Regions from separate parts of the Mus musculus genome. Here all the other regions are linked to region 2. Evidence: chromatin loops called from intact Hi-C (ENCODE). Cell type or tissue: heart. All regions are shown on one strand. Region 1 holds the start of Nae1 (NEDD8 activating enzyme E1 subunit 1). Region 2 holds the start of Dync1li2 (dynein, cytoplasmic 1 light intermediate chain 2). Region 3 has its middle 25 kb from the start of Car7. Region 4 overlaps Cmtm3 (CKLF-like MARVEL transmembrane domain containing 3).

Region 1 (5,000 bases), 92 kb before region 2:
TCCACTTCAAGTTTGAGTGTATGTGTATACATATGGTGTGAAATAATGAGCCTGGATTTGCAGACAGAGATAGGCCAGATAGATGCTGTTCACACTCCCAGGATCACTGGCTGTGTGACCTGGAGCAAACAGCTTCCCCTCTTCACATCTGAATTTGCACTTCCTTTAGTTATTAATCTATAAGATAGGATTAGAGAGCCTGGGAGGCTGAAGGGGTGGTCAGATGAGATGGTAAACTAGGACTTCTGGTACCCAGGTGACAGCACACACATAAATAAAAGTAAGTAAATGCAGAGGGAGTCTTTTCCTTTATCCTTTCGTTCAACACACATTTATCAAATACTTTGTAAATGTTAAGCGGGGAGCCAGTTGTGAGGGATGTGACTTCAAACATTATGGACTGCTGTTGCCTCAGGCTGCTTGTGAGGTTAGGGAGAGGCACGAATCAGCCAACGAGTACCTTTGAGAAAGGCAAAGGTGACAAGGGCAGCCAGGGAAGGCTGGAGGTCACACAGCACAATATATATATATATATATATATATATATATATATATATATATATTTTTTTTTTTTTTTCTCTCTAGGCTGGTCTCTCGTAGGTTACAGGCTGTCCTCAGCTTCTCCCCAAACTATAGATCCAATGTCTCCGGATAGAGATCAGTAAGGATGGATGAAATAACAGACTTGAACTGGGTCTGACTAGAAATGTCAGAGTATTTTTTTTTCTAATTCTTACATTGGGCTATTTACCTCCCCCAATCCAAGCCTATTTCTTCTCTCTGTGTGAAGCAGGTTGAGCATGTCAAACCCTTTAAATACTCGTCTTTTCTGTAAAACACTATAAAAGTTTTGCTTACAAAAGGGAATTAAAAATCATTTTGCCACCCCACGTTGTGACCCCATCCCCTCACACATGGGGTAAAGCTTGCTCCTACAAAGGCCCTGCTTCATTCTTTTCTCTTTTCTTTTTTTTTTTTAAAGATTTCTTTTTAAAATTTATTTATATGAATACACTGCAGTTGTCTTCAGACACACCAGAAGAGGGCATCAGATCCCATGACAGATGGTTGTAAACCATCACGTGGTTGCTGGGAATTGAACTCAGGACCTCTAGAAGAACAGTCAGTGCTCCTAACTGCTGAGCCATCTCTCCATCTCCCCTGCTTCATTCTTTTAACCGAAGTGACTACAGCGATAACCTCTTTAATTTTTCTTCCCCTTTTCTTTCATTTCCTTTGCACCCATTCTTTTAAAGGGCTGGGGAGAAGGCTCAGCAATTAAGAGCACTTGTTCTGCGGAGGATCCAAGTTCAGTTCCCACAGTGAATATTTCACAACCTCACACATACATTTAAGAATAAGTTTTCCTCAAAGGAGAGGTGGCAAGATGGCTCAGCAAGCTGGAAGATTTGGGCTTATCCCTCGAACCTGTGTTGAAGAGGACGAGAAGTGACTTCTGCAAATGGTCCTCTGTCCTCCACGAGTGCATGATGGCATTCTTGCACACACACCAATCAATAAACATTAAAAAGTTGTAAGAAGTGCATGCTCTGAGGTATCCTTGTCCACTTACTAACAACTGAATGCTTCTCAAAATCACACAGTCGCAGGCAGTACAGCACCCTCGGCCCCTGATGTTGTTGTTTCCAATTACATTTGTCCATCTTTCCTTTCCTGGGGCCAAGGTGTATGCAAGGCTATGTAGTGAACTTTCACTTTCACTTTTGACCTTCTCACATTCCCTGGGTGTATTTTATATCGCTCACGTTTCACCTGTCTAACTGGAGAGGGAATGTGACAACTGACAGACATGCACAAGCACATAATGAGCTGGGAACGCCTAACGCCCCTTTTCTCCCATCAGTTGGGTTCCATAGGGGTTGGGGGAGGGAGGTCACAGCAGGGTGTCCCCTCACCTTGTGTCCTAACACTGTGCCCAGGGGAAGTGCATTTGTTAGCACTGCAATATTACTGTCAAATGGAGCCGTCTCTTTGGTCCCTCACCCCACAAGGCTGGAAGGATTTTATGTGTGGATGTACACTCATCATGTGCTGGGATAATAATCTCAGGACGTGCAAGTGCATCTGGCAATCATGAATCTGGAGACTCCTCTAGGATTTGGGATAGAGGAAAGCAATTCTTACTTGTCAGCAAGCCTCTTCTTCCCTCTTGTCCTCAACTTGCTCATAAGCTCCTTCCTTAGCATCGGCCACCAAGGGACAGTCATCCTGTGTCACATGAATCGATGATAGCTTTAATTTCCTCCTTGTTCATGGGCTTCACAGGCAACTCTGGCTGCTTCTCAGACACCCTCCCGTCCCCCAAGTCCACTTCTCATTTGTCTCCTGATGCCGTTTCATCTCGTTCAAAACCCCCTTTCCCTTGCGTCACCACGGGGAACAATTCTTGGAGGGAAGCCGTGGGGTGGGGCCCCTCTGTCTACCCATCAGGGTAGCTTCTCTATATAGAATACTATATACAAGTATGCTGGTGTATTGTTCCTCTTGGAGGAGTCTCAGGAACGGTGAACTCACCCAGAAGAGGACTAAGGTTTATCAGTGATAAGGATTATCACTCGATTTAAAAGTCGGAGTTCTCCACAATTACTGCAGGTAGAGAGAGAGAAACATTCTGTGGAACTCAACCTCAGGTTTCCCCCGGCTTCCCAGTGACGCGTGCGCAGTGCAGCGTCGGCGCCCCCTACTGGCTGCGCGCTGGAGGAGGGCGCTTAGTGCGCCTGCGTGAGGCCGAGTGGGTGGCGGCCTCCTTAGGCGGCTTTGCTGTTCGCGGGCCAGGCGCGGCCATGGCGCAGCCAGGGAAGATACTCAAGGAGCAAAAGTACGACCGGCAGCTGAGGTGAGCCGGGGTTTACGAGTGAGCAAGCCGGCCAGGCTGGCGGGCTCTCCTGACACCCGCGGGGCCTAAGTGCCTAGGCCGGGTAGGCCGGCCTCCCACGGGCCTGCGGCTGCGGCCGGCCGTGCAGGGCGTGGGGAGCCGGCGCTCTGGGATCCGGCCACTGGCCCGAGTGTTCGGCGAAGGCCGGCTCGCCCCTTCCCGCACGGCTGGCTGTCCGCGGTTTGCGGTGCGCGGTGTCTCCGCCAACCCACTGGGCTGCACAGTCTCGGCAGGCCCTCCCTACTCGTTCGCTAAACGAGGGGGGTGGGAGCACCCCATCCTGCCCGACCGCCGAGCGCTGCGCCCCGGCAGGTATTGGTCTACGCCCGCGCTGGCCAATAGAAATGCGTCATGCTAGCTTTATCGGAGCAAACCGTGTTCGTAATTACACATTTTCCAGTAGGCACCTTTCAAATAAAGTTAAAAGAAGCTAGACATGGTAATCCCAAGGACTTGAGAAGCAGAGGCAGGTGGATCGGAAACTGAAAGCCAGCCTGGCCTCCATTGGAAGACCTTGGGAACCGGGAGAATAAAGAGACAGGAAAATAAGTTTTGCTACTAGTTCTCCCCACCCCTCTCGTTTATATAGAGACATGGTCTTAAGTAGGCCAGTCTTGAACTCAAGCGCCTACGTCCCAGGTCTCAAGTGCTGAGATTGAAGATGCTCACTGCCCAGCCAGACTCAAAAATAAGTTTTTGCTCCCCCACCCCACCCCTTTTTTTTTTTTTTTTTGTCTTTTACCTTTGAGTGGCCGCCTGGACTTGCAATGTAGAGCAGACTGCGCTCAGACTTGATGCAATCCTTCTGCCTCTTTTTCCCCAACAGCTGAGATTATAAGTGTGGACTATTACACCCGGTTTATGAAGTATTGAGGCTGGAACTCTGGACATCATGCCTGCTTGCCAAATTGAGCTACATTCCCCAATCCCAGAATCAAATTTGACAGTGTTTATCTAACCTAGTATTCCAAAACATTACAATTTCAACGTAATTATTGTTAAAATTACCAAGCTATTTTTGTTGTTGTTGTTCACAGAGTCTTATAAATCAGGTATCATACACATTTTAAAAATGTCTTAATTCATGCCAGCTGCATTTCTAGTACTCAGAAACCATTTGGACAGGGCACATCTAAACCATCCGGTGGATTCTTTAGCTATTTCTCCTTCCTTGTCTCTTCCCACCTTCTTCCTTTCTTATTGAGTATACTCTGTGTCAGCTAAGTGTATCAAAGTGTTGCCATCCCCTCGCCTCTCTTAATCTCAAGAGAACTTACCCTGTGTCCCTAAGGATGGAGGTTTCTCTTTGTATTGACTACCTAGCTCTTACTCTCCCAGAGACGTAGGTACTTAGTTCTGAGAATCCTTGAAGGCAGACGGTCTTTGATACTGGATAGGGAAACTAAGTCTTGTAAAAGTTAGGTTAATTTGCCCAGAGTTAGACATGTTTCCAGCTTGGGGCCACCTGGCTTTTTCAGACTCATCCTTTGTCCCAAGCTTCTAGAGAGAGAAACAAGGTAGCAGAGCCCTTGTAACTACTCTGAGTTCTTGTGGACTCGTAGTTCTGTGTTTGGGTGGAGGTAGAAGGGAAGGCAACAAAGCTGAGAAGATACTTAATGTTCCTAGGGACTGGAAGAGGATTCTTACTGAGTTATTCCTTAAAGGGCTGCATTTTATCTGTCAAAACAAGAACTGCTTTTTGCTGTAGGCAGGTCAGAAGGAAGCAGAAACAAAGTTGGGTCGGCAGGTAATAGCCAGGGACCAAGGCCCGCCTCTCAGGCCAGCAAGAACATTTTCTTGCTGAATCTTGAAGATGTACTCTTAGGCTTATTCTTCAACTGTCCAACCACTTAGTACTCAGATAAGACTGTGTCCCATTTCCTGGGAAGAGAAAAAGTCTTTCTGGTCTCTCTGATTTTTTTCCCAAGCTTGTTTCTCCATTTGCCAGCCCTTGAGTGATCAGTTCCTCTAGGCAAAGCCCTGTGCCAGCAGTGTGGTCTGGGACCCTTTAAAGTGAAGACTGGATGCTCAGTAAATGGAAAATCAAGTGGTGCAGTTTGTTGTGATAAGCTTTGTTTATATTGGTGACATGGAAGGAGTGTCA
Region 2 (5,000 bases):
CCAGCCCATGGTATGGTCTCGTTGTTAAACCCTACTATAGGACTTTAAGAATGCCTGTTAAGTTTCTGATTTCGTTAGATTTAGTCTGTGCTGTTTGCCATCCAGTATTTTTGGAAACACTGCTGTTTCTGTGCGCTCTCCTCGAGTCACAGATAGCAACTGAATTGCCTGTGACAGGCTCTAGCATCTCTGGTAGCCCCTCCTCTCCATCTCAGGCCAGCCTCCTCTCCACCTCAGGCCAACCTCCTCTTTGTTCAGACGTGGTCTCATGCAGACCAGACTGGCCTTGAATTCAAGCTCTCCCTCTCTCGGCCTCCCCAGTGCTAAGGTTTTAGACTTGTGCCACCACACTGGGTGGCTTTAACAAGCATCAGTGCTATCACCCAGCCTTTATTTTTAACCTTCTTTTGTTATGAATTGTCAAATTCTCTGTTGAGATTTGCATTCCCTATGTCTGCACCATCCTCCCCCCTGATATTCTGGCAAGAAAAGAAAGCTACTATATGCATTTGTATCTGGTGCTATCTATCTTCTCGTTTTGGAACAGGTCACATTAGAGAATTTGTGTTCAATTAGAGTCATCAGAGAGGAAGGAGCCTCCCTAGAGGAAATACCTCCATAAGATCCAGCTGTAGGGCATTTTCTCAATGATCTATGGGGAAGAGCCCAGCCCATTGTGGGTGCTACCATCCCTGGGCTGGTGGTCCTGGTGGGGATTTAGCTCACTGGCCCAGAGTGTTCAACTCTAGTGTCCTGTTATGACTTCCAATCTTGCTTGCTCTTCCCTCCCATTTTCCTTTTTCCAGTTTACATTCAAGTTGGCAAACTACATGCCCATTGTTGCATCCTTTAATTTATGCTGCTAATTTTTAGCTGAACCAGAATCACTGTATTTTTCAACTGAAACCTACTTAAGTGATTGCTTTTCCTGCCATATCACATTTCCTTATGGTATTTATCAACACCTTGTAAAGTTACCCTGCTTCCTTAGAGAACAGCAAAAGGCCATACCTAAAGTTACCCCTGATCAGCACAAACCTGTCTTTCTTTTCTCCATTACTTCTCCCCTTTTACATCCAGTCTCCCCACTACCTTCTCCACTCAAGAAAAGCAGTCACAGCTGCTTGTTCTGCTGTGAAATATTGACTCTCTGAAAAATAGGATTTAAAAAAGCAAAAAAAACAGAAACCTTGCAGGGCAGTGGGGGCACTCCTAGCCCTCCAAAGGCAGAGGCAGGTGGATCTCCGAGTTCAAGGCCAGCCTGGCCTACAGAGTAAGTTCGAAGACAGCAAGGGCTACACAGAGAAACCCTGTCTCAAACAACAACAACAACAATAAAATTGGTAAAGCAAAGCCAAAAGTATTGTTAACTGTGGTGGTAAAAATCATTCACAGTTTAATAAAGTCTACAAAGGAGGAGATGAAAAACAACATTCTGAGGATTTGTGATAAACTTTCAATGAGCATCCTGAAAATTAAGCCATATAATAGTTGAAGAAACATGGCTGGAGAGATGGCTCAGCGGTTAAGAGCATTAACTACTCTTCCAAAGGACCTGGGTTCAATTCCCAGTACCCACAGGGCAGCTCACAACCATCTGTAATCCCAGTTACAAGGGGTTCAGACACTCTCTTCTGCCCTCCACAGGCATTGCATACACATAGTGGACAGATATGCAAGCAGACAAAGCACCTATACACATTTAATAAAAGTAAAACTAAAAGAGTAATGACTGGAAGTGGCAGGATACCACCTCTAGAACTGGGTCTTGGGGCTGTTTTGAGACAGGGTATCTTAGGGTTAGTGCTGTGATGAAATACCATGACCAAAAGCAAGTTGGGAAGGAAAGAGTTTATTTCATCTTACCCTTCCAGATCATAATCCATCATTGGAGGAAGTCAGGACAGGGTCTCAAGCAGGGCTAAAACCTGGGGGCAGGAACCGATGCAGAGGCCATGGAGGGGTGCTGCTTACTGGCTTGCTCAGCCAGCCCAGGCATGGCACCACCCACAATGGCATTTCTTCAATTGAGCTTCCTTCTTCCCTGATGACTCTAATTGACACACAAAACTAGCCGGCACACAGGGTCTCACTATGTAGCCCTGGCTACCCTCGAACTTGCTATGTAGACCAGGATGGCTTCAAATGTATAGAGTTCCTCCCGCCTCTGCCTCCTGAATGCTGGGATTAAAGGCGTGTGACACCATGTGCAACCATTTTAAAATTAATTTTTTTGAAGTAGGCTCTCACATAGCTCATGCTCAACTTAAACTTACCAAGTAGTCTAAGACTTCTGATCCCTCCCCCTCCCCCCCTCCCCGCCCCCACCAGCTGCCCATTGCTGGTATGACAGGACATGCAAATATCTATGTCCAGTCATTTTTTTGTGGATCTTCGTTCATGTTTGGCCCATTTTCTTTTAAACTTCTGAGCTGTAGTTTCCTCACCTCACTTATTAAGAATTAAACAAGATTCAATGAGATCGCTTTATAAATATGGTTGTCTAGCTTGAGTTCATTCCAAAGCTTGGACTTGCCGCATCAGAGGCTGCCCTGCAGGGGTCGCCAGCGCGCTCTCGGTCTGGTGGCGTCCGCGGCTCCACCTCCCGCGTAAGGCTGTCCGGCTGGCTGCCTGACCCAGCAACGTCCCTAGCTGCGGCGATCCCACGTCCCGCAGACGCACGAGGACACCGCGGGCCCGTCGGGACGCGCTGGATAACGGAGCTTCTGCGGCGTTGCGGGCGGGCAGCGCGGCCCGGCCGGGGTCCTTGCGGGTCCTCGGCGGGCCCGGGGGAGGGCCCTCTTTGTGGCTGCAGTTGGCAAGATGGCGCCGGTGGGGGTGGAGAAGAAGCTGCTGCTGGGTCCCAACGGGCCCGCAGTGGCGGCCGCCGGCGACCTGACAAGTGAAGAGGAGGAAGGCCAGAGTCTATGGTGAGGAGCGTATAGAGCCGCAGATGGCGCGGCCGGACCGGGAGCGGGCCGGAGCGGGCAGGACCGTGGGCAGACATTGATGGGCAGTCGTGGGCCGAGCGGTCCTAGGCGGTCCCGCGCTGACCACTCTTGTCATTGTCGCCGCAGGTCTTCGATCTTGAGCGAAGTGTCCACCCGTGCCAGGTCCAAGCTGCCGTCCGGCAAAAACATTCTGGTGTTCGGTGAGCAGCGGGGTACTGCCCTGGGGCGCAGGGGTGGGTCAGGCGGCGCCCCTCCCACTGGTTCCCAGGCTTCTCCACCCTTAGCGCCTGCTTGTCGCTTGCCTGCCTGGGAGGGCACCCTGGACTCTGGCAGGGTAGCTGCTGAGTCTCCAAGCCCACACCTCTACTGACCCCCTAGAATGCAGCTCCGTTTGGAGTCCAGTGATGTGATGTGGGCTTGGGGCATTGGGGCACATTCCTTCAGTCTTTTGGCTGAGCCTTCTTCAGCCTTGACTCGGTTCATCGGTTAGCCTTGTGCTCACCAAGTTGAGGATGTGGAGGAAGGAAAAAGAGGATGTGCAGGCTGGATGGAGAAGATGAGGGAAGTAGGTGACCTGGACTGGGAAACTGAGGAGATGGACGAAGTCTTTTCTTCAGTCTTCATGGGCAGGCAGCAGAGCTTGGGAGTCAGCCCCAGGAACTTTCTTGCATAAATCCTGCCCTCACTGCTGGGTTGCCCAGTCAGTCATTTAACCTCTCTGGCTTCAGTTATCTCCTTCAAATGAAAGGGATTATATGCGTTCACCTGCAATGCTGTTTGTAGAGTAGGAAATGAGGGCTGAGCAGTGGGACAGTACAGACAGTCTTAGACACCCTGAAAGAATCCCAGTGGAGCCGAGGCAGATGTGTGCGTGGTTGCATCGCATCTCTCATGTCAAGAGCAGACTGCTGTGGGCGCATCACACTGCTTGATGTGTTGAGAGAGCGCTTGTGGAATCAGGTATCTTGAAGGGTAATTGCCTAGGTGCAAGCACATCAAGATAGTAGGGTGAATCGTTTGGGCACTGTCAAAAGCCTTTTTTTTTTTTTTTTTTTTTTTTTTTGCAATAGAGGATAAAGATGAGGTCAGATCATGAAAGTCTGGAGGACTAATCGGCTTTCCTGGAGACTCCTGATTTTCAGATTTTTATCTTCTTCCACCCTTCCCCAAGCCTTATGGAAATGACTGCATGGTGATGTCCGTGTGTTTCTCTCATCCAATGGCCAGGGTGGTAGGTTATAGCCAGGTCTGTGCTTTAGGGAGATAACTCAGGCTTCCTGGGGCCAGCTAGGTCAGAATGAACAGGAGCTGAGGTCATGCTGACAGGCGCTCTTCCAGGCCCCGGGTGGATTGTGGCCCTCGTGAAAAGGGTGAGCATTGTGGAGGAAGGAAGATCCTCGTGGACTGCCTTTCCTTTCTTATGTTCTCAGATTCCATAGTGTTGAATCCAAGGATGCCCAGAGATGTTTGGTAATGGTTCTCGTTCAGGTTTAGAGTGCATCTAGATGAGGGGGTGGCTATAGCTAATCCTAGGGAGATGAGAAAGCACTTGCTACTGAGACTGTACTTAGGAGCTTCACCTAGGTCGGTAACCCTCCCCCTCCCCCGTTTCCAAGCCTTTAGGGTGCTTGTGAAGTTGTTCTACAAATCAAATGTGTGTAAATTACATAAGCGTCATGCCTTGAGGCAGAGCCAGGTTTTTATTTTAGTGTTCCTAGACTTTTGGGGTTAGTTGTGTTTTGAAGAGTTCTTGTGGCGAAGATTTATTTTTGTGGGAAACTAGCCTCATCTCTCTGACTTTCACTTCTCTGGGATGTAGGTAGAGCTGGTGAGTTTGCCCTGTTCCTTCCCTTGTGAAATGAAGAGAATTGCAGCAGAAGGTCATTTGCCATCTTGGGTTGGCTGTCTCTGCCAGTCACTCTTAAAAGCAGGTCTCCTTTGTTGATGAGAGCGAGTGAGAGAGACCTTAACAGGCATGTTTGAGATTTCTGGTTGTTCCTTATTGTGTTGGTGTTATGACTGGCTGTCTTTGCGCAGAGCGATACATGG
Region 3 (5,000 bases), 120 kb before region 2:
ACACAGAGAAACCCTGTCTCAAAAAATCAAAAAAAGAAAAAAGAAATAAGTTTTACACAAATTTGAGAATGGTTCCTGGATAACCAAGTATAGAATATGTAAAATCTTATAGTAGTAAAACTAAGTCAAAACACTGGGACTCTTAGGAGAATCACTGTGTGCAATATGCAGAAGCAGAAAGCTACTGGAGTTAAGGGTTATCTTGATTCCTTCTGGCCACTGCCTAGCAGCTTTGCCCATGTCATTTATCATTAGAGCTTCACAGGAAAATGCAAGTAGCTGGCCTTGGGGCTCTGGGCTCTGAAATACAATAAGTTAAAAGTTAAAGTTTAAATAATGGTAAGTTTGCAGTTATTATTTCTTTGGCTTTAAGCCTGGGAATAGGGAAGCTTGAACTTTTGGGGAACAATTGTAATTCTTAGTTCTTTGTGGAACATGGTTATTCTTTTGAATTTGATTTGGCAATGATTGTACAATGTCTTTTTTTTTAACCTGCTTTTGGAGTAGCAATAAAAGACTGGGGCAAGTAAAAGGCAAGAGAGAGAATGAGAGAGCCAATGCAGAGAGCGTAAGAAGAGAGAATGTGGAGAGAGTGAAGAGGGAATGAGAGGCGTGTATGGAGAGTGTGTGTGAGAGATGTGTGAATTGAAGAGTGTGTGTGAGAGTAAAAGGGGAATGCACAGAGATGTGTGTGAACCTGGGAGTTCAAGAAAAGTCGAGTGCACAGGAGAATGCAGAGCATGCGCAGCCTCAAGCTGCAAGCAAATGAGCGAGCGAGAGAGAAAGAGAGCAGAGGATGAGAGAGAAGAGAGAGAAACTTTAAGCCTTGAAAACTTGCCTCTTAGCTTGTACCCAAAATGCAGTCTGTGTATATTTATTATGTGCCTTCCAGATAGCCCTGCTTCCAGTTGAGAACTCTGATCCTGTGTCCAGATTGGACCCTGACAGCTTTTGCATTATTGAAAGGTAGAAGGTGCGGCCTCGTTAGAAGAAGTCGGTTCCTGGGGACTCCTCTTAGGGCTTTCCCTTGCTCCTTCCTAGGTGCCATTTTCTCTGCCTCCTGGGTGCCCTTCCCGAGAGAACTCCTCTCCTCTGCCATACTCTCTCTGCCATGATGACTGGACCCTCTAAAACCATAAGACAAAACAAATCTTCCCTCCTTGAAGTTGCTTTTCTTGTCTATTGGGTCGCAGCAATACAAAATATTACACCTGTGTCTTAGTTAGGGTTTCCATTGCTGTGAAGAGACACCCTGACCAAGGCAACTCTCCTAAGGACAACGTTTAATTGGGGCTGGCTTACAGGTTCAGAGGTCCAGTTCGCTATTATCAAGGCCGGAAGCGCAGCAGCATCCAGGCAGAGAAGGTACTGGAGAAGGAGCTGAGAGTTCTACATCTTGATCCAACTGCAAACAGAAGACTTACAGCCACTTGGACTCTAATGTCAATTTGGGTCCCCCAAAATTAGTTTACACGAGTGGGTCTATATGTAGCTTCTGGGAACCTGCCCCCAGTTAATTCTGTCTGGTAAACAAAGATGCCAGCAGCCAATAGCTGGGGAGGAGAGGTAGGATGTAGGGTTTCTAGGCTTGGGACCAGAAGGAAGTAGGAGAGAAGGAGAGACACATGCCATGTCTTAGGACTAACAGAAATCTTGTCAAAAAAAAAAAAAAAAGGATTAGGTGATTCAAACTGACTTTACCAGATTGTCCGTAGTAAAATGAATGAATTTGAGCCTTGCTCTTGGGACTTTCAAATCTCCTGGAAGTTTATCTATGTATCAGGAGTTGTCTGAGGGGCAAGTTTGAGTATTTCAGAATGCTCCAAACATCCCATGGTGGGAAAGAAGAGAACTCCCCCACCCTACCCCCAAGCTGGGGTTTCTCTGCCTGTCTTAGGTAAAGGCTTTTACTCAAATAGGACAGTCACGTCCTATTTGACACTAATAACTTGGTGGGTGCTGCTTTTGTGAGCCTGGTCCCCTGTGGGAGATGCATGGGTGGTGTGTTGTAAGCATACTGTTACACGGAAAACCAAACATTCTCTCATCAACCAAAGGCCAAATCCAAAGCCTGCAGCTTCTATTTGATCAAGCTTCAGTAGAAGACTGAGCACCCACACTGGGCATTTTTTCTCCCCTGTGGAGGAGGGTGGCTCCACTAACCCTGAGGCTCGTGAATGGACAAGAAGAGCCTTAACCACAATTGACACTTGATTCTCCAAGAGTTCGTAAGCTTTGGCATAGTCTACCCTGTGTGGTGTGAGAGCTTGGCAGGTGGGGGCCTGCATTGCCATTGGCCGGAGGCGTGAAGTGGGCAAGGGACCTCCGCTGAATTTAGGGTCCCCGTTTCTTGATTCTAGTGAGTGCTGTTGGGCAGATACCTCACCTCCAGCTGTGGGGTGATTGCAGAATGAGGATGGGGCATATATGTGGGGTGTGGGGGTGGAGCTGGCCTCCTTTCTTCCGCTCCAGAGTTATTTCTGTCTGAAGAATTAGGACCTGTGACTGTAATCAGGGCACCCCCATCTCCAGGCTATGCTGAAGACTGGGTCAAATGTAATTTTTTTTCTCTCACATTAACCTCCAGTCTCACAGAGCTACCTCCAGAACCTTCTCCTTCCTGTTCCTCTCCCTGGAATGTCCTCTATGTCCCATGCCTTTTGGGGGATACAGCCATTGACTCAGTCCTCCACGCAAGCCCTTTCAGTCAGTGGCACTGGCCAGCTGGCCACTGTATCCACGGTGGCTACCTTGGCCAGCAGAGGAAGCAAGAGCTGAGAACTCCAGGAAGAGAATAACCAACAGCGAGAACATAACCAACAGCAAAAATATGTCAATAGTCTGTTAGCCAGTAACTTGCTGGTTCCCCACCCCCACCCCGCCCCCTCATAGCCAGGCTCTCCAGCGACCCCTAGCGGGTGCGTTACTAACTAAGATGAACCAGAGACCAAACAGCAGCCTCATATGTGGCCACTAGGGGCGTAAATATGGCAAGGAGCCCCAGAACTGCTCACTTCACAGAGTAGGGACGTGTGTGTGTGTGTGTGTGTGTGTGTGTGTGTGTGTGCGCGCGCGCGCGCGCGCGCGCTTTACCTGCTGCCCAAACGTAGCTAAGCACTAGGAAATGACATTATGTATCCTGGTACAACATAACAAGTGTTGCGAGGTTACTTAACTTCTTCTAAGGACACTAAGGAGTGACATCAACTGAGACTTAGCTTTGAAATCGGCCAACCCTGTCTCCATCTAAACCAATCTAACCTCAGGGTGTCATCTGCAAAATGAGAATAGTCTCTGTCTCTCTGTCTCTCTCTCTCTCTCTCTCTCTCTCTCTCTCTCTCTCTCTCTTCAGGTGTGCTAGTATATGCCATTAATCTTGGGAGCAAGGCAGGAAAGTCATGAGTTCTAGGCTGACCTGGGCTACCCAGTGAAATATTGTTTCAAAAAAAACAACTGTTTTTAAAAAATCATGGCACACACCTGTTATCCCAGCCCTGAGGAAGTGGAAGCAGGAGAATAAGGAATTCAAGGTTAGTCTTGTCTATATAGCAAATGTGAGACCCTCTTCAGCCACACAAGGCCCTGTCTTAAAAAGGGGGGGGGGGAGGGCTGGAGAGATGGCTCAGCAGTTAAGAGCACTGACTGCTCTTCTAGAGGTCCTGAGTTCAATTCCCAGCAACCACATGGTGGCTCACAACCATCTCTAATAGGATCCAATGCCCTCTTCTGGTCTGTCTGAAGACAGCGACAGTGTACCCACATACATGAAATAAATAAATAAATCTTTAAAAAAAAACCAAAGAAACAAAAAACCTGTGCGCTGGAGAGATGGCTCAGTGGTTAAGAGCATTGACTGCTCTTCCAGAGGTCCTGAGTTCAATTCCCAGCAACCACATAGTGACTCACAACCATCTGTAATGGGATCTGGCGCCCTCTTTTGGTGTGTCTGAAGACAGGGACAATGTACTCACATACATTAAATAAATAAATAGATAAATCATTAAATAAATAAACTGATTTGAATCTGACTAAATGGATCATTGGTGTATCACTGGTGTGCCACAAAGAACAGGCCCTCAGAGGCACCAGAGAAAGGTACTGCAAAATAATTTGTGTCTCACATTTTAAAGTAAGTGTAGCACGAGGGATATGAGCGGTATCTTCCACATTGTCACCTGTCATTGGGTATTTATTTTATATTTAATTACACTTGTTAGGGCTCCTGAGTCCTCTTGGTGTGTTATTTAGGTAAAGGTCTTACACGAAATGTCCCACAGAGGCCACCAAGAGTGGGACTCCACTGTCCATTGGGGGTACATTTCCTGTATGGCCTGGAAGAGTCAAGTCAGAACTGGGTGTACAGGGCCCCAAAGATAGTGGGTCCTGGAAGGTGTTCTGTGGAGCATCCTGTGTGATGGGAAGCAATGCCCACATAGAATTTCGGAGCTACCCGCCTCCAAAACCAACCTGTTCCCTCAGGACCTTGCTAGGGAGACTGAATCCTCAGTGCCTTCACCTCCCCCTCAGCTTCAGGCCAGGCCCAGGCCTCCCCTCAGTCCCTAGAGTCTATCCTAGAGTGTCTAAGAGAATATAGGGAGATAGGAACAATGGGGTTGGAGACACTTCTGGAATTTGGCGAGGGCAGGGGTGCCGGCCCTTGAGACTGTGTGATTGCTATCTGATGTTCAAAGGACCCATGGAATGTTCTTAAGGCTGATGGCTCTGCCCTCAACGACTAAAGTCTGCGTTCTCATTCCACTTAATTTGGAAACACAAAATAAGTTCCCACACTTCCCACAGACAGCAAATTATGCAAGAATACTCTCACCTACTGTGAGAGGAGACTGCACCATCTTACTAGGCTTTCAGTCTGGTTTGCCTTATCAAAACCTATGTTGCCACATGATGTCACCTTTCTTTACTTTTCTCTCTTTTGAAGCACAGCTTCACTGTGTTGTCCCGGCTGGAACTCACGATTTAGATCGGACAGGTCTCAGATG
Region 4 (5,000 bases), 99 kb after region 2:
GCAGAGGGTGCGGTTATCAGTCCTTGGGCTGTGGAGTAGTGGTGGTGGTACCAGCAGCCAGCCAGCCAACAGGAGACCTGGGTCCGGCCTCTCCCATCCTAGTGGCAGGCTGGGCCTTGGGGCACACATAGGGTAGATCAGGCCCTTCTACTTAGCTCACAGCACAGATGCTTCCTTCCCAGGTGGCCCAGGCATTCCCAGGCATCCCCTCTCCCCTGAGGATGGCAGAGTTGTACACTGACACCCCTTTCTCCACTCTTATTCAGGAGGACAAGGCAAAGACAGTAATTCTTATCCCTGAACTGAAATACACAGAACCATAGGGCAAGCGAAGCTATTTTATGGGTTTGGCTATGTATAAGGATGATTCTGGCATTGTCTGCCTCACGAGGCAAAGCACTGCACTCTAATGCCTGTCCCCAGTGCTATGGCTGTTTTCTGATACTTGTCCTGTCCCTTGCCGAGCCCTGGTTCTTCCCCCCTTATCCATTAGCCAGGGAGGTACAAGTAGGATAGGCTTGCTATATTCATATTTAACATATAGGCCAAGGATCCTTCTATTGCAAAACAACTATTTTACATTAAAACCATACAATATTCAAAATGTATGTTCATGGACATTTATGCTCTGGTCTCTGAGCTGGCTGACCAACATTTGCTACAAAGGCTTGAAGGCAGACAGCATCCAGGAGCATTTAACTAACAGACCAGAAATGAGTCTGGGATGGTATTCATTTTTTAGCACTGAGACAGTGTCTGGGACTCCCGGTGGGAAGCTGGTGGCCCCTAAATCTAACCAACTAGGTCCTACTTCAGTCATTTAGTACTTAATGGAGAAGATCCTAGGGCCAAGACCTGCCCTGAGAACTCTTGTCTAGCCACAGCACTGCTGACCGGCTCCAGGAAAGCACTTGCTCAGGTGCGCTTTCTTTGGAAAAAAGATCCAACCAAGCCAGGTAAGGGTTGCCACGAGTTTTGAGATTAGCCTGGGGTACAAAGTGAGTTCTAGGCCACTTTAAGCTATACAGACTGAAGTCCCTTTTCAAAAACAAACTCAGCCAGGCCAGACAGTGCCAGTGTTTGCCTGGGTGCCGTGAGCTTCCAAGCAGGAAGGAAGCTGGGTCTAGTAGGTTGGTCCCAGATGAATTGATGTCCTAACTCGCTGCCTTGGGGGCATATTAGGGAGCCTCCAGAGGTACAGGTATTCACTCATTTCCCCCTCTTGCTAAGCTGAGGCCCTTAGGTGTCCCCAAGGAAGGGCAGAACCCTACAGCTATCCTGAAAATGGTCAGTTCTTTAATCAGACACCACACAGATTGGCCACTCACCTTCTGTCCTATGGGCTGTGGTCTCATTCCCAGAGTCTCCTTGCTTGAGGAATTTGGCCACTTCATTAAAGATCAGGTAGAAGTCAATTGCGAACACAATTGTGGCAAAAAAGCCAAAAACCTGTGGGATACACGCATGGCATATGGCAGGGGACACAGACAGGATGGCTAGAAACATTGCAAGGACCTCTTTCTGGGTTCAGAGACCAGGAGCCTGGGCAAAAGCAAGCAGCACTGAGAAATATACTGACCAGGACAAATGGGCAGACACAGCCCTTGAGTTACAGCAAATAAGGGAAATGGGCTGTGGGCCTGGTAGACACTAGCCTCCCAACTGAGGGCAGAGCAAATCTCTAATTAGCAGACTGGAATGGCAGAGACCCACACAGGGACCCAGGGCCTAGGCAGGGGCAGGATGTGCCGAGGTTCCACTGTGGAAGTGGGTGCCAAGGGTGATGGTCTAGAGCATTGGGAGGGGTGCTATTGGGTATCATCAGAGAGGGGTAGGGCAGCCACTCACTCCAGCTGCTTTGTAAGCCCCATCTGAGTATTTGGCGACAGCAGTGATGGAGATGACGAAGTAGATGAGGGCAGCGGTGACACAGCGCAGGAAGTCCTGAGGAGAGAGGGGGATGTCCACACTGTTTTGACCTCCCACAGTGGGGTAGAGCTTGGGGACCCAACACACCCATCCCCAGCACCCAGGAAGTCCCTGTCCTGGCTGTACTTGCATGTCCTAGTCCTGAATCTATTTTCTGTGTCCTGAAGGTCTCCAGCAACTTACACTGCCCCATCCCTGGTCCAGCTGTATTTTCTCTGCAAATAGCAAATGTGTATAGGCTCGGCTACAGCTTGCTCCGCAGAAATGGGAAGTGGAGAATATCTGGCTCTCCAGGACTCTTGGCTTTGCCACAGTGAGATCCGTTTATGGTCACAGTCTCTGCTTACTCCCTCAGGGGAGGCTGCAGTGCTGGTAGCTATCACCAGGTGGTTACATGGACACTGGAGAGTAAAGTCTAGACAGCAGGGGCCAAGCCCAAGTCTTTGCTGCCTTTTTTCAGTGATGCATTAAAGAAACTCTCTCAAGACTGCAAGGTCTTCGGGTGGTCACACAAAGCCAGGTGCCTGATTACTAGACTCTAGGAAGTCCCAAGTCCTTGGTTACCCTACCCTGCTGGAAATGGCCTGTGGCTGAGGCACATCCCTCCTCCAAGGTCAGAGCAACAGCTCCACCTGGTGGCCAGGAGCCATCCGTGTGCCTAGCTTCACAGACCAGCTCAGGAGGCTCCTACCACCCATCAGGTCCGTCCATGGTCGCAGTGCTGCTGGGCGGGCAGGGGTAGAGATGTGTGAGCGTCCTGAGTTATCCGAAGCTTTCAGACTGCTCACCATGGCTGGAGACAGCCAGGGCTGAAATGTGGAACCCCAGATTCTTCAGGGGACAGCCAACCCTTTCCTCTTGGGTCCCCCGATCCTTACCATCATGGGCCAGCACAAACCCTGCCATTTGTCATTCAGCTGCATGGCATCAGCAAAGAGGAAGTAAACGGCCAACAGAAACTCCAGCAGAGGCACTGTGAGGAAGGCAGATGCGGAGGACACCACGTAGCAGATGAAGGTGATGAATGAAAGACCCTGCGGAAGAGCAAGGGGACTCAAACCCTTATTCTACCCCCAGGCCAGGACATAACCCTGAGTCCTAGCCCTTGCTGAATCCTTGCTAGGACCTCATCTTGAAGCCCCAGCCTCCCTAGCAGGCCACCTTGTGGGGCTGCTGACCTCTCTTGGCTCTAGGACAGAACAGAGCCAACTTAGCTGTGTCCACAAGGGGCAAGCCAGAATCAAAATCTACTGCTTTCAAAAAGTCACACCCAACACCTAACTAGGAAAAAAAAAAACTTTGTTAATGATGATGTGCAGGCCGAATCAGTTAAAATTGAAATGGTACTGATGTCTGCAGTTGAGTTTGAATGGTTGAAAGCACAAGGCAGGTGGACAGAAACGGGTGATAGAGCCGTGTTAGCCACTGTACCGTTGGGGGGGGGGGATGCAGGGGTGTTGACAGATATCTTTTGCCACTCCTGCATCTGCGAATCTTCATTAAAACAACAGCAACAGCTATGCATGAGGCTAGGGGTACAGCTCAGCTGGTAGAGTACTTGCCTAGTGCACACAAAGCTCTGGGTTCGATCCCAAGCACCGTCTAAACCAGGCATGGTGGTACAAGCTTGTAATTTTAGCAGATCAGAGGTTCAAAGCCATCCTCAGCTTTATATCTAAGGTTTTAGGCAGCCTGAGATACGTGAGACCCGATCTCGACAAAATCCTAACTGTCTCGGAGAGAGCACTAGTTCATTTGAAAGGTGGGGCTAGCCATACCATATTGACCGGAAACCAGGGCCACAAAACTGAAGGTATGCAGGTCGGACGCTAAGGCTCCTGGTTAGTACTGCAGACTTTGTGCATGGCGGGGAAACAAGATGAAGAAGATAGGTCAGTGGCTTTTTCAAGCCCAGTCCTTGCTAAGATTTCTGGACTTCTCCACTTCTGAACATTTGCGTGCTCCTCACAGCCTCTCTTTTGAAGAAGCAGGCTTAGTGTCACCCAGCCTAGTAAGAGGGCGTCAGAATCTGTACTTAGGTCATAAGAGGCCTCCATCTCCCTTCATCTATCACTACGGACGGCTTTGAGCCTATCACTAGCTTAGTAGTTTAAGAGGCTGTAAGGGAAACCCAGGTGTCCTGCAGGAAATACCATGGCTGCTTCAGACAAATGAACTGATCACAGGAACTCCACTCCCATCTCTTTTACTGAACAAGTCATGGGGGAAGAGGAGCTTCCTTTGGGCAAACAGGAAACTAAGGCTTAGAGAAAGGCGTTTTGAGGTTGCTATCAGCTCCTACTGTATTTCCTTGCCAAAGGCTGCTCGTATGGCTCTCCTCTTTTCTGTACCCATTCCCCTCAAAAAAGTCTGGTTCTGGGCTGGCGAGATGGCTCAGCAGGCAAGAGCACTGACTGCTCTTCCCCAGGTCCTGAGTTCAAATCCCAGCAACCACATGGTGGCTCACAACCATCTATAATGAGATCTGACGCCTCTTCTGGCCTGGCTGAAGACAGCTACAGTGTACTTACATATAATAAATAAATTTGAAAAAAAAAAAAAAAGAAAAAGTCTGGTTCTGGTGGCACTCCCCTGCCCCAACCTCCTCCCTCCCCCACTCCTGTTTTCTCACTCCCCAGTTCTTGGTGGCTGCTTCTTCCTCCAGCTTTCTATCCAGGTCAGACTCCCTACTTGCATGAGACCAAGGGGGAGGAATGACTGGGGGAGGCTCCCCTATACCCTATGAGCTTACTACCCTTCATATTTTCTTAGGCCTGTCTTTCTGGCACCCAGCTAGGGCAAGGACATCTTGTGACTTCTGGTTGGCACTCACTCCTTTTCCATGAAGGGGTACTGGGCAGGTAGGACTGAAGCCAGTGGCCAGTAGATTCAAAGACCCGCCCCACGCCTCCCAGAGGCTTCCAGAGATCTGAAACGGCCAGAAAATGGGCTCTAGGTCCGCTTGGCACCTCATTTAGGAACAAAGTATTAGGTTCTACCGGAGACCTCAGGGTTGATGCTCCTTAGTAGGTCCTGGGGTACAACGGAGAGGTCCTGGGGCAGAACCCCCC

Evidence for each region. Hi-C counts contacts between places; a loop is a spot of excess contacts. Peaks named below come from ENCODE experiments on the same cell type or tissue, not always from the same donor. Only the 100,000 strongest peaks of a DNase experiment are listed, where the experiment ranks them.
Region 1: a loop joins it to region 2, with 3 times the contacts of the local background. A loop is called at or near these places in 9 of 42 quality-filtered maps.
Region 3: a loop joins it to region 2, with 2.6 times the contacts of the local background. A loop is called at or near these places in 8 of 42 quality-filtered maps.
Region 4: a loop joins it to region 2, with 7 times the contacts of the local background. A loop is called at or near these places in 24 of 42 quality-filtered maps.

The regions. Positions count from the first base shown.
Region 1 is chr8:104,532,369-104,537,368 of GRCm38, reverse strand. Nae1 (NEDD8 activating enzyme E1 subunit 1) reads left to right here and starts at 2,732. Exons shown (of 20, transcript NM_144931.3): 1 at 2,732-2,857. The coding sequence starts at 2,805. It also overlaps a transcript of Car7 not described here. In heart, no CTCF peak of the experiment used is centred here; a DNase peak (open chromatin) is centred at 2,788; H3K4me3 peaks cover 2,443 bases; H3K27ac peaks cover 1,413 bases.
Region 2 is chr8:104,440,625-104,445,624 of GRCm38, reverse strand. Dync1li2 (dynein, cytoplasmic 1 light intermediate chain 2) reads left to right here and starts at 2,578. Exons shown (of 13, transcript NM_001013380.2): 1 at 2,578-2,930; 2 at 3,078-3,151. The coding sequence starts at 2,824. In heart, a CTCF peak has its summit at 2,555 (motif pointing right); DNase peaks (open chromatin) are centred at 2,814 and 3,204; H3K4me3 peaks cover 2,092 bases; H3K27ac peaks cover 1,399 bases.
Region 3 is chr8:104,563,034-104,568,033 of GRCm38, reverse strand. No RefSeq gene overlaps it. Among named protein-coding and RNA genes, the nearest start is that of Car7, 25 kb to the right of the region's middle. In heart, CTCF peaks have their summits at 2,721 (motif pointing right) and 2,934; DNase peaks (open chromatin) are centred at 2,343 and 2,963; H3K4me3 peaks cover 286 bases.
Region 4 is chr8:104,341,721-104,346,720 of GRCm38, reverse strand. Cmtm3 (CKLF-like MARVEL transmembrane domain containing 3) reads right to left here. Exons shown (of 5, transcript NM_024217.3): 2 at 2,808-2,963; 3 at 1,849-1,944; 4 at 1,329-1,449. Among named protein-coding and RNA genes, the nearest start is that of Cmtm3, 3.6 kb to the right of the region's middle. In heart, CTCF peaks have their summits at 2,567 (motif pointing left) and 3,229; DNase peaks (open chromatin) are centred at 1,897 and 2,580; H3K4me3 peaks cover 464 bases; H3K27ac peaks cover 524 bases.